2 separate regions of the Homo sapiens genome follow, and region 1 is linked to region 2. The links are chromatin loops, found by intact Hi-C in ENCODE. Cell type or tissue: Calu3. All regions are shown on one strand. Links, peaks and the distances in the headings refer to the core of each region. The heading gives the core; the rest is flanking DNA.

Region 1 (5,390 bases), core at 291-5,290, 550 kb before region 2:
CACCTTGGAGCAAAGGAGCAGAATTAGTTGTAACCAATGATCAAATGTTCTGAGTGTCATTTACCTTATATCTCAAAGGAGGGGGATTATGCTGCTGGAGCAGTGCAGGGACTAGTGGAAGTCCCAGAGAACCTTTGGGCTTGAGAAACGGTATTTGAATTCTCTCCCATTCCATCCCTTCAGGTTACTATTCCTGAAGCCTAGAATCTCGTTGGCAGGCAGAGAAGCTCCATTCTCTCCAGGTCAAGCGGACGTCTTCAAGGACTTTAATTTTACCATTTCCAAGGTACCAGGCCTCCAAAAGCTCCCTCAAAGAACCCTTGCCTAGAAGAGAACCAAAAATACTAGAAGCAGTGGAGATGGCCTCATCCTTGGAAACTTTATGACCTCATCCCGCTCTGGCCATCTGATAGATGGGTTGAGAATACAGTGCCAACTGAGATTAAGACCTTTGAGAGGCCATGAAGAAGGGCCTTTCTGAGTGATTCTGTCAGTCCTGGCTAAAGAGGCCTGTGCCCAGGAGACATCAGCCTGGCGTGCCCTTGAAGTGTTTTTCACTCAATGCTATTATTAAGGGACCTTAGTAGCTACTGTGGGAAATAAAGGATTCTGAAGGCAAATTAGTATGTTTATTCCGGAGTTTCTCACATAAAATAGATTTATTTACCGTAGGCTTTAGTTGAACCTTTAGCAAGCCAAATACATAATACTAATTACCAATAGTTTGGTGTGCTGTGCAGTCTTTCACAAACTCACTGATCACAGGACCTTTTCAGTCAGAGAATCTTGATCAGATTATTATTCTCCAAGACTCTCTTTTAGGAAGGGTAACAATGAAGAAAATCATGAAAAAAGCGATTGCTGTGAGATGCACTTTGACTCAAATAATTCCTCCAGGCCTACCCTGCTCTCTCCCTCCCTGAGCCACCTACACATTGGCCCCCAGTAATGCCAAATTCGTTTGGCCTCCTATCTTGGCTGGGCTGCCTTCTCCTGTTAGCATGCCTTTTTCTTGACTGACTTAGAATTTCCATAGGATTCTGTTGTCAGCCTTGTTTCCAGGTTCCATTCTTTCTGATGAGAATTGGTGGGCACACAGATCAGGCCCTTGGGAGTGTCAGAACCTGGTTTGTTCCTAACTCTATCAGGGAGCTTAGAGTCTGCCCTGGTTACGAGGGAAACAGATGAAATCACTTGATACCTTTCAAATAGAGGCTTTGCTTACAGCCCAGGGTAGAGTGCCCTAGGGAGATACTAAGGGACTTGCATACTAGCCATCTTACAAAAGGCTAATTTGCCTGGCCACACTGGCCAAGGAAGAATAATAAGAAGGAAACCACCCCACTGCTTACTGTATGCTGGGCACTGTGATAAGTGCTTTGCATACATTATTCGAGTTCTTACAACCAACCTATGAGATAGACAGAATTTTTGGATCCACTTTACAGAGCAGGAAACTGAGTTTCAAAAATCTGAGGAGACAAGCCCAATGAAGCATAGCTTAGCATAAGCAGAAGAGCACAGGACTCCAGTCTATGCCCTTGTGGCTCTAGGGTCCCTGCTTTTCACTACTTTTCTCTGTTGCTTCCGGGTGAATCTAGGGAGGTGGTGAGGTCCATCTGCATTGTGTTGGTCAAATCAAAGAGTACCTTAGATAGCTATTTGAAATAGTCTCTTTCTGCCCCCTCCTGCAAGAGCCAATTACTTTTAGGAAATAGCTCTGTGGTCAATAGAACTATTTTTTTTTTTATAGACAATGATCTAGGTTCTGGTAGGGAACCTACAACTCCAGTCTTCATCCTCACAACGAGGTGCTAACTTAGATCCTCATCACTGTCACCTGTGTCTCTTAAGAGAGCTCCCTATATCCTATCTTCCTCTTTCCCCCTCATATTCTCCACTCTGCAGCCCAGGTCACCTTTCTGAATGTCATTTGATTCCTTTCTGGTGTAAAACCTAGTCACCATTGAGATAAATCCAAACTCCTTAAACTGGCTTCCTAAATTATTCCCTGCCTATTTCTTCAGTGTGTACCTCCCAAACCCTCTCCTCTGTGCCAAATCTCACCCCTTAGTCTGTGGACATGCCAAACAACTTCCAGTTTCAGCTGTGTCCTGTTTAGTTTCAGGTAATTTCACACTTCTAAATATTCTCCCTCACCAACCTCATCTGCCTTGGGAACAGCTGTTCAATTTTCAATGCTCAGTTCAACTATCACCTGCTGTGTGAAGTTTTTCTGGTTCCCTCTCACCTTCTCTGAGTCTTGCCAGGCCTGGTACAGCCTCAGAGCCTTATATTCTTTAAGATGGCACTGATTGCCTTCTGCAGGTATCTCTCATCTCCAGACAAGCTCCTTCCCCAGCAGGGACTTGGGATTATTTATTCTCGTGTCTCAAACACCCAGAACAGGCCTAATCCATAATGGGAACCCAGGAAATGTTTGCTGAATAAAAGAATGGAAAGGAAGTTTTCCTGAAATAGAGTAAGAATTTGACATTAATTTTGAAATTGGCCAAGAGAATCTTCAAGATAAATGAAATGAATAAGGATTGTAATTTGATTTGTTTTGTCCCTATTGTCGCGAGATGCTAACCTGGAAAAATCTAAATATTTAATTTATCTTTCCATGAAACTCCTGAGAGGAAAAAGAAATTGTTGAAGCCGGGGTTGGTGCCTTGTTGTTGGGAGGATTAGCATGCAACTGAAATACGTTATTTCTCCACAAGGGGGTGCTATGAACACATACGAGGCCATTCTCTTATTCTTCCTCAGAGAGAGAGAGGAACTGCACAAACCAAGTAACTTTTTTATTTTCCCTGCATTGTATACAATTGTGCAAGAATGGAATAACTCTCCACCGTTGCCAGAAAATTATGTATGCCTCGGACAAGGCTTCCTACTAATAAGATTCACACTCACACACATACCCCTAACTCCTTTAAAAGGTTCAGGCATCAAGTTTAAAGATGTATGATTTGTGGTATATCTGGAATTTGTTCATTGACAGATTTAGATGTTATGTAGTATGATGTCAGAAACACAACTGAACAGAATAAAAGCATGCACTATGCTGCTTTTAACTCTCGTATAGGATAGACCATTTTAGAGGAAGACTCATCCAGGTGTCAGAGATATCAGTCAGCTCTTGTCAGTAATAACACGTAGATATAGTAGTACCAGCTGTGTACACTTGTTTAGATTTGTTTCTTATGAAACCATGATGGGCAGCACACATAACACAGTCAATATTTGGGAAAGTTGTACTTTGTGTAACCAGTGGCTTAAGCAAATCAAATCTTGTCTTCAACATCTCATCTCCAGTTTCTACCTTCAGCATATTTTGATGGCCTTGGATTCTGAGTAATATTTTTGAACTGTACTCATGTATGTCTTCCCATTTAGACTCGTTCCTTTAACCCCTGGGCTCTGTGTGTATGTGTGTGTTTTCCATATTTATAACTCCTGCACATGACAAAGGTCCTGATACATTGTAAGGACTCAGTTAATGTTTGTGGATTGCTTCCTTATTGATCTGTTTTCACAAAAATGCTGCCAAAAAATGTCAAGCAGGATAATGATGAGGTTACAAGAGAGACAAGTGAATGGGCAAGAAGAGACTAAGGGTAAAGTAAGAGGACTAACTTCCATTGACTGCTTACGAAATGCCACGCACTGTGCTGAGGACTTTATATAAATATCTCATTTAATTCTTATAAAAGCCCAATAAAGAAATAATTATCACCCCAGTCCCACCACCTGTTTTTGCATGATTGTGGCCATGATATCAAAATAATCAAATAGATGGTATTTGGAGGTATATAATAGTCTTTACCTATGCCTTCCATACATCAGGGCCTCAATGGTGCTTGACTAGGATTTGCACTGTGGGTTAGTATAGTTCATGGGTTGTTATTTGAAGCTGACTCTTGTGTTCATGCAGGAGGGCAGGAATCTTCCTGGCTGTTCTGTCTGCCCCTGTTACCCTCAGTGAAAATGAAAGGAAGCACAGTACATAGTGGTTGACAGGAATGAAGGTTTCCAACCTTCTAACTGTGGTTGGAGAGCTTCCTGTGTGGCATTTCCCCTCCTTCCTGGAACTCTTTAGTATTGTAGGAAATGAGTGACTTGGGCAATTGCGATAGACTTCAAGCAATTGGATTCACTGAAGAACATTTTATGGAGGAGGAGGAGGAGGAACACAAAATCTTGAAAGCTCTGGGTTGAGAGAAACCATCAAGGGTATCCACGTTAACCACTAAGCAAGCTTTTGAATCCCCTGATAGTATTCCAAATTGCCATCTCTGTGACCTTGAACAAAAAACTTCACCTCTCTTAGTGAGTTTCCACATAGGCAAAAACAAAAACAAAAATGAAAAAAACTAAACAAAACCTTCTAGGGTTGTCGTGAAGATCAGAGAGAACGTACTCCTGGAATATATTAGGTACCCAGTACAAGTTTTAAAAATAGACTTTATTTTTAGAGCAGTTTTAGGTTCATAGCATAACTGATCATAAGGTACAGAGTTGACATATACCCTGTGATTCCCTGGATGGCCTCCCCACTAGAAATATCCACCCACTGGAGTGGTACATTTGTTACAATTGATGAACCTATATTGACATGCCCTTATCACCGAAAGTCCATAGATTACATAAGGGCTTGCTCTTGGTGCTGTACATTGTCTGGGTTTGGACAAATGTATAAAAGGCCATTATAGTATCATACAGAGGAGTTTCACTGCTGAAAAAATCCTCTGTGCTCCTCTAATTCATCCCTCCTTCCCCACCAACCCCTGGCAACCACTGATCCTTTTACTGCCTCCATAGTTTTGCCTTTTCCAGAATGTCATACAGTTGGAGTCACATGGAGTAACCTTTTCAGATTGGCTTCTTTCACTTAGTAATATGCACTTAAAGTTCTATGTATTTTCATGGCTTGATAGCTCATCTCTTTTAGCCCTCTTTTATGCCATTGTCTCGATGTACCACAGTTTACTTATTCATTCACCTACTGAAGGACATCTTGGTTGCTTCTAAGTTTTGGCAACTATGAATAAAGCTGCTATAAACATTAGCGTGCAGGTTTTTGTGTGGATATTAGATTTCAACTCATGGGTACTCAGTATTTTTTAAATGAAAAATATATCTGTCCTTACTCCCATAAATTCCTCCTTTCCATCAATTCTTCCCAAGGTGAGGGATCAGTGCATACAAGAGGCCCAATTTGCAGCAAAATGCTCATTAATTAGCCAAGAGGCTGCGGTGGCACAGCAAGTAAACAACGTACTACAAATCTGTTTACAGCGGCTTCTGCAGACATTTTAAAACAATTAAACTGTCAAGGGGGCCTGGAGACAAGAGCTTTGCATTTTAATAGGAAATGATTAAAT
Region 2 (5,390 bases), core at 223-5,222:
ACTCTTCCTCATGGCCGATGAGGAAAGCAGTTTCCTTTGATGCTTCTTCTCTGTTCAAACTCTAAATATGGAGGACCTCAAGGCTTGGTACCAATCTTCATTTATCTCTTCTGTCCAATACACTGTCCCTAGGTGAGCACATTTAACTAAATGGTATTGATATTATCTATTAACTAATGACTTGAAAAGTTATATGTTTAGACTTGATACTTTCTGTTAATAAATGACCCCTAAAGTTATATTGTTAGACTTGCCATATGCTTCATGCTCCAGTCTCATATCTCCAGTTGCCTCTTTGAATATCTAATAGGCAACTGTAAGTTTCTTATGTCCAAAAGAGTACTTATGGTTTCTGTCTTGCCCCCAAATACTGCTTCTCTTTTAATCTCTCCCACCTCAGTAAATGGTATCACCATTTACCTAGAGGCTCAAGTTGAAAACTCTGGATTTCCCTCTTTATCTTCCTTGTGCATCAGTGATTCCTATTGATTATACCTCCAACACACACACTGAATCCATCCACTGCTATCTCCATTCCTATCTCTACTTTGATTATTATCCTAATCAAATCTGCCATCACCTCTCATTAGAACCAACTAGTAACTATTCTTTGACTTCTACTCTTCCTCCCTAAAATCTACTTTCCACACAACAGAGTTCATCTTTTAAAATGCACATCAGATTATGTTAATAATTATGTTAATAATCACCTGCTTAATATTCTCCAAAAGTATCCTTTCATACTTAGAATAAAGTTCAAACAACTTACCACAAACTACAAGCTGACCTGCCCAGTATTTATCTCTCTGACATACGCTGGTCTCATTCTTTCCTTATTATTCTCCAGTCATACTAGACTTTTTGTTCCTATAAAATGCCAAGCTTATTCCTGATTTAGGACTTTTAATATTTCTGTTCCCTTTGCCTGAAAGATGTTTCCCCTTTCATCAATCTATTTTTGTAAATAAAGTTTTATTGTAACATAGCTGTGCTCATTCATTTACTACTGACTGCGGCTGTTTTTGTGGCAGAGTTGAGAAGTTGAGACAAATATCTTAGGACTCACAAGCCCTTTAAGAAAAAAGTTTGCCAGACACAGCTAGATCCTTGTATGGCCTTCTCCTTATTTAGATCTCTGGGTTAATATTATCATCTCTGAGAGATATGCCCCTTCTCCCATCCAGTCACTCTTTCACATTATCCTCATAATTTCTTCATGGCATTTCTCTGACATTATATTATTTGTTTGATCGGTTATCGCCTGTTAACCCAGTAGACTGTAAGTTTCTTTGTCATATTCCCTAGTGGGTCCATTGATCTTATCATTGTATCCAGTATATCATAGGTCTTCAATAAGTATATGTTGGATAAATTGATACATGAATGTAGGTGGGACACTGTCTTAGTCCTTTGGGGCTGCTATAACGAAATGCTTTGGACTGGGTCATTTATAAACAAAAATATATTGCTCACAGTTCTGGAGGCTGGAAAGTCCAACATCAAGGCTTCGGGAGATTTGATATCTGGTGAGGACTCATTCCTCATAGATGGTACCTTCCATGCGTCCTCACATGGCAGAAAAGCAAACAGCCTCCTTCAGGCCTCTTTTATAAAGGCACTAATCCAATTCAGGAGGGCTCTGCATTGATGACCTAATTACCTTCCAAAGGTTAAATATCCTAATACTACTGCCTTGGGGATTAAGTATCACCATATGAATTTTGGGAGGCACAAACATTCAGATTATAGTAGACATCAAACTGTTCACAAAACAATGGCTCAAATTAGATCTCTGTGTACATATTGTCACAGAGTTTGTTTGAATTAAACTCGTGCAAATGTATATGCAGGGAAAAAAGCCTCTTAAAATAAAGAGGATTATTAAACATGACCATTAAAAGATGGATGGCAAATCACTGTGTGATAAAATCAACTTTAAACTAATTTAAAAATAATTAATTGGACCCTCTAAGTGCAGATATTTTAAGATTGTTTTCAGCAATGGTTAGAAGAATAAACTAGAAAGTTTCCAAAATTGCTTAGGTACTCCTTCCATTTGTTAAGAAAAGGATGTAATGATTAACTTGTTAAATTCGTTTTAATCAGTAGATGAAGTAGGAGGGCTAAATGTGGGTGTGGAAAAATGACCCTTTCAATAGATTCCCAAACTTGGCTTCATTTATGTAATCTATGCACTTTTTGGCAATTATTTTTGTGGCTATCTTTTTCTTGAGTGATGTACATTCTTGAGTAATCTCATACCTCCAGCCTCTACCCTACACCCCCCAAAAAAGCCTTCATTCTCCTGCATGCTGCTGCAGCTTGACAACTTGTCTTTGCGCTCCCTCTGCTGGTAGCAAGTAGGCTTCAGTGTTGGTTAATAATATAAACTAGAGTATACAAAATGAAAATAATCATATTAAAAAGCCAGCCTTTTCTTCCATTCACTTAAAAAAAAAGTGAAATGCTGTCTTGATTTATATAGTTTAGTGAAATCATCTATTGTGGCACTTAGCAAGCACAGCCTTAATGAATGGTTCTATTAAAATTTATCTTCACAAAGCTCCTTTCTATACACCTGGAGCAAAGTGGTTACCTTTACTCTTTCTTCCTAAATATAGGATCTGTGCAAAAGTCCATGTAGCCTGCGCAGATGATCTTTATTTATTGTTTGCACATAATTAGACGTGTGCACGTTTCCAATGCAGCAAGAAGATATATAATGCATATGTTAGCCCATCTTCCCCTTTCACCTGCTTTCTTTAAGATTTCTTCAAAAGTAAGATTGAATGTGTTAAGAATTGCCACATTCAACATAACTGATAGGATGATTCTTTTTCTAATAACTATATGTTCACTAGCAAACATTGATCAAGCATTAAATTTCCAGATAAATTTAAATAGCCCTGATTTGAGATGTGAAAGTTACAAGCTCCCCCCCTAGTTAACTGCCCTAGATGTTCTCTTGTTTATCCTGAATTACAACTGACCTCACTGGAAAATCTTGGAAAAGAAGCATAACATTTATTGATTTGTTCTATTCAGCACAGAATGAAGGAATTTTATAAGGCCATCTCTAATATGATGATTTGGTGTTAATTGCTATGCAATCCACAAAAAGATTGTCTCCATGAAAGTTGTCTAGTAAAGATTCACTGGAACATTTGAACTTCTATATTTTACATGTTATAACTTGTATGTTTTATGTTTTTGCATATGAAAGAAAAGTGTAAACAATTACCTCTATGGAAAATTGCATATCATGTGCAGTAGACATCCTAGTTGTATATATTTGGTTTATGAATATTCTCCAGAAGGATGAAAGTAGCTAAGATGATGTGGAACCAAGGTGGACATGAAAGAATAAAAAGGATGAAAAAGAAAAGCATTTTAAATGGGATCTTTTTGGATTAAAAATTGCCTGTGAATGAAAGCAGCTGGCTACTGGAAGCCTTCCCTACAGTTACCCATCCAGCAGGGTGACATATTACTAACAAGAATAAAGTGTCTTCCTAGGAAGCAGCCAACCTTAAATGCAATCAGCATAAAATAAGTTATCAACTTGGAAGTTATAAAAGGTTCTGCAAATCTATTAAAGTAGGAAGGGTAATGTAATGACAAGACAAATTGAAGGGCAGTCATGTCAGAGTCCAGAAAAAGGAGAATTGGAATTGGCCCTTGCCAGCTTCTTCAGATATGTCCAGAGAGATAGTGGCTTGACGACTTAATACTTGGTTTGGTGCACATAGAGTGGATGGGACATTCCTTCGTTAACAGAGTTTATGACCTTTCCATGCCCTCCCTCAACCAGGCCACCATTCTCATCAAGCCACATTTAGATCTTGTGATCTCCCTTCTGGGAGGAGATTGGGCTTATTGAACAGAAGGGACATTTCAGATTTCCTTGTAGCTTTTACTTATCATTTTAAATTAATAGATTCAATGTCTGATTCATCAACAAGTCTAGTGAGAATTTAGGTAACATGAGCTGAATCATTCGTTCATGATGTCTGATTCATCAAGTCTAGTGAGAATTTAGGTAACATGAACTGGATCATTCCTTCATTAAATGATTATTCATCACTCCAGAAAAATAGAACTCAAGGTGATAGAACAAACTCTGGTGACCTTCCACAAATGGGGCAATATACCCTAAAGTCCAGTTTAATCCACCTATCAAATTCCAACTTCAGTACCAAATAAGGAGAGTGTACACCTTGGTTCCAGGGGACTGAAGTTGGACTGAGATAGTAGCCCCAACCTCAGCCTCTCTTTTCTTGCTCCCTTTACTCCCCAGTTGACCTACCCCCTACCCTTGACCACAGCATTCTCACAGGCCACATTTGTTCATCCCTTCATTATTTAGCTGACAAATAACAAAATAATGTGAAAATATTTTAAGTACTCTTAGACAAGATAACTGGATCCATTGCACCCAGGAATCAATTAGCATTGCCACAGATATATGTACTAGATTTTTTATTAATTACCTACCATGACTAGGCAGTCTAATATTACCACTATTCTTAAGTATGTTGTCCCCAGTAATGAAAGCTAGAAAGTATTTGCTAAAGTTAAGTTCTTGCATCATCAACAGATATTAACGTTATGTTTGAACTCTACTAACTGTAACATGTGTCTATAGGATCTGAGAGATGAAATGTAGTTAGACATTTAGCCATCAATGTTTTAACTGTCAAATCACTGCCTGTTGTGGGTTGAATGTTGGCCCCCAAAAATATATGTCCATGTCTCAACCCCTGGAACCCGTGAATGTGACTTTATTTGGGAAAAGTGTCTGTACAGATGTAATTAAGAATCTCCGTATGAGATCATCCTTGATTATCCACATGGACTCTAAATCCAATGACAATGCCTTTATTTGAAACACACAAAGGAGACACACAGGGAAAAGAAGAAAAAGGCCATGTGAACATAGAGGCAGAGATTGGAGTTTAGCAGTCACAAGGAAAAGAATACCTGGAGCCACCAAAAGCTTAAAGAGGCAAGAAAGTGTTTTCTCCTAGGGTCTTCATTGGAAGCGCAGCCCTGGAGAAACCTTGATTACAGACTTCTGAACTCTGATCCAAGATAGATAAAATTTCTTTTATTTTAAGCTTCCAATTTGTGGCAATTTGTTACACCAGTCACTGGAAATTAATACACAGTCTGTAGCCATTGAAGGCTTTAGCATCTCTCCACTTTTATTCTCCCATCAGTTTTGGGCAATTTGAACACCCAACCTCAAACTTCTGCATCCTGGCCAGAAGTTAAGTTCTTGCATCATCAACAGATATTAACGTTATGTTTGAACTCTACTAACTGTAACATGTGTCTATAGGATCTGAGAGATGAAATGTAGTTAGACATTTAGCCATCAATGTTTTAAC

Evidence for each region. Hi-C counts contacts between places; a loop is a spot of excess contacts. Peaks named below come from ENCODE experiments on the same cell type or tissue, not always from the same donor. Only the 100,000 strongest peaks of a DNase experiment are listed, where the experiment ranks them.
Region 1: a loop joins it to region 2, with 31 times the contacts of the local background. A loop is called at or near these places in 58 of 110 quality-filtered maps.

What each region holds. Positions count from the first base shown.
Region 1 is chrX:138,742,776-138,748,165 of GRCh38, reverse strand. It overlaps a transcript of FGF13 not described here. Among named protein-coding and RNA genes, the nearest start is that of FGF13-AS1, 33 kb to the right of the region's middle. In Calu3, for the core only: no CTCF peak of the experiment used is centred there; a DNase peak (open chromatin) is centred at 2,735.
Region 2 is chrX:138,189,125-138,194,514 of GRCh38, reverse strand. No RefSeq gene overlaps it. Among named protein-coding and RNA genes, the nearest start is that of MIR504, 480 kb to the left of the region's middle. In Calu3, for the core only: no CTCF peak of the experiment used is centred there; a DNase peak (open chromatin) is centred at 2,324.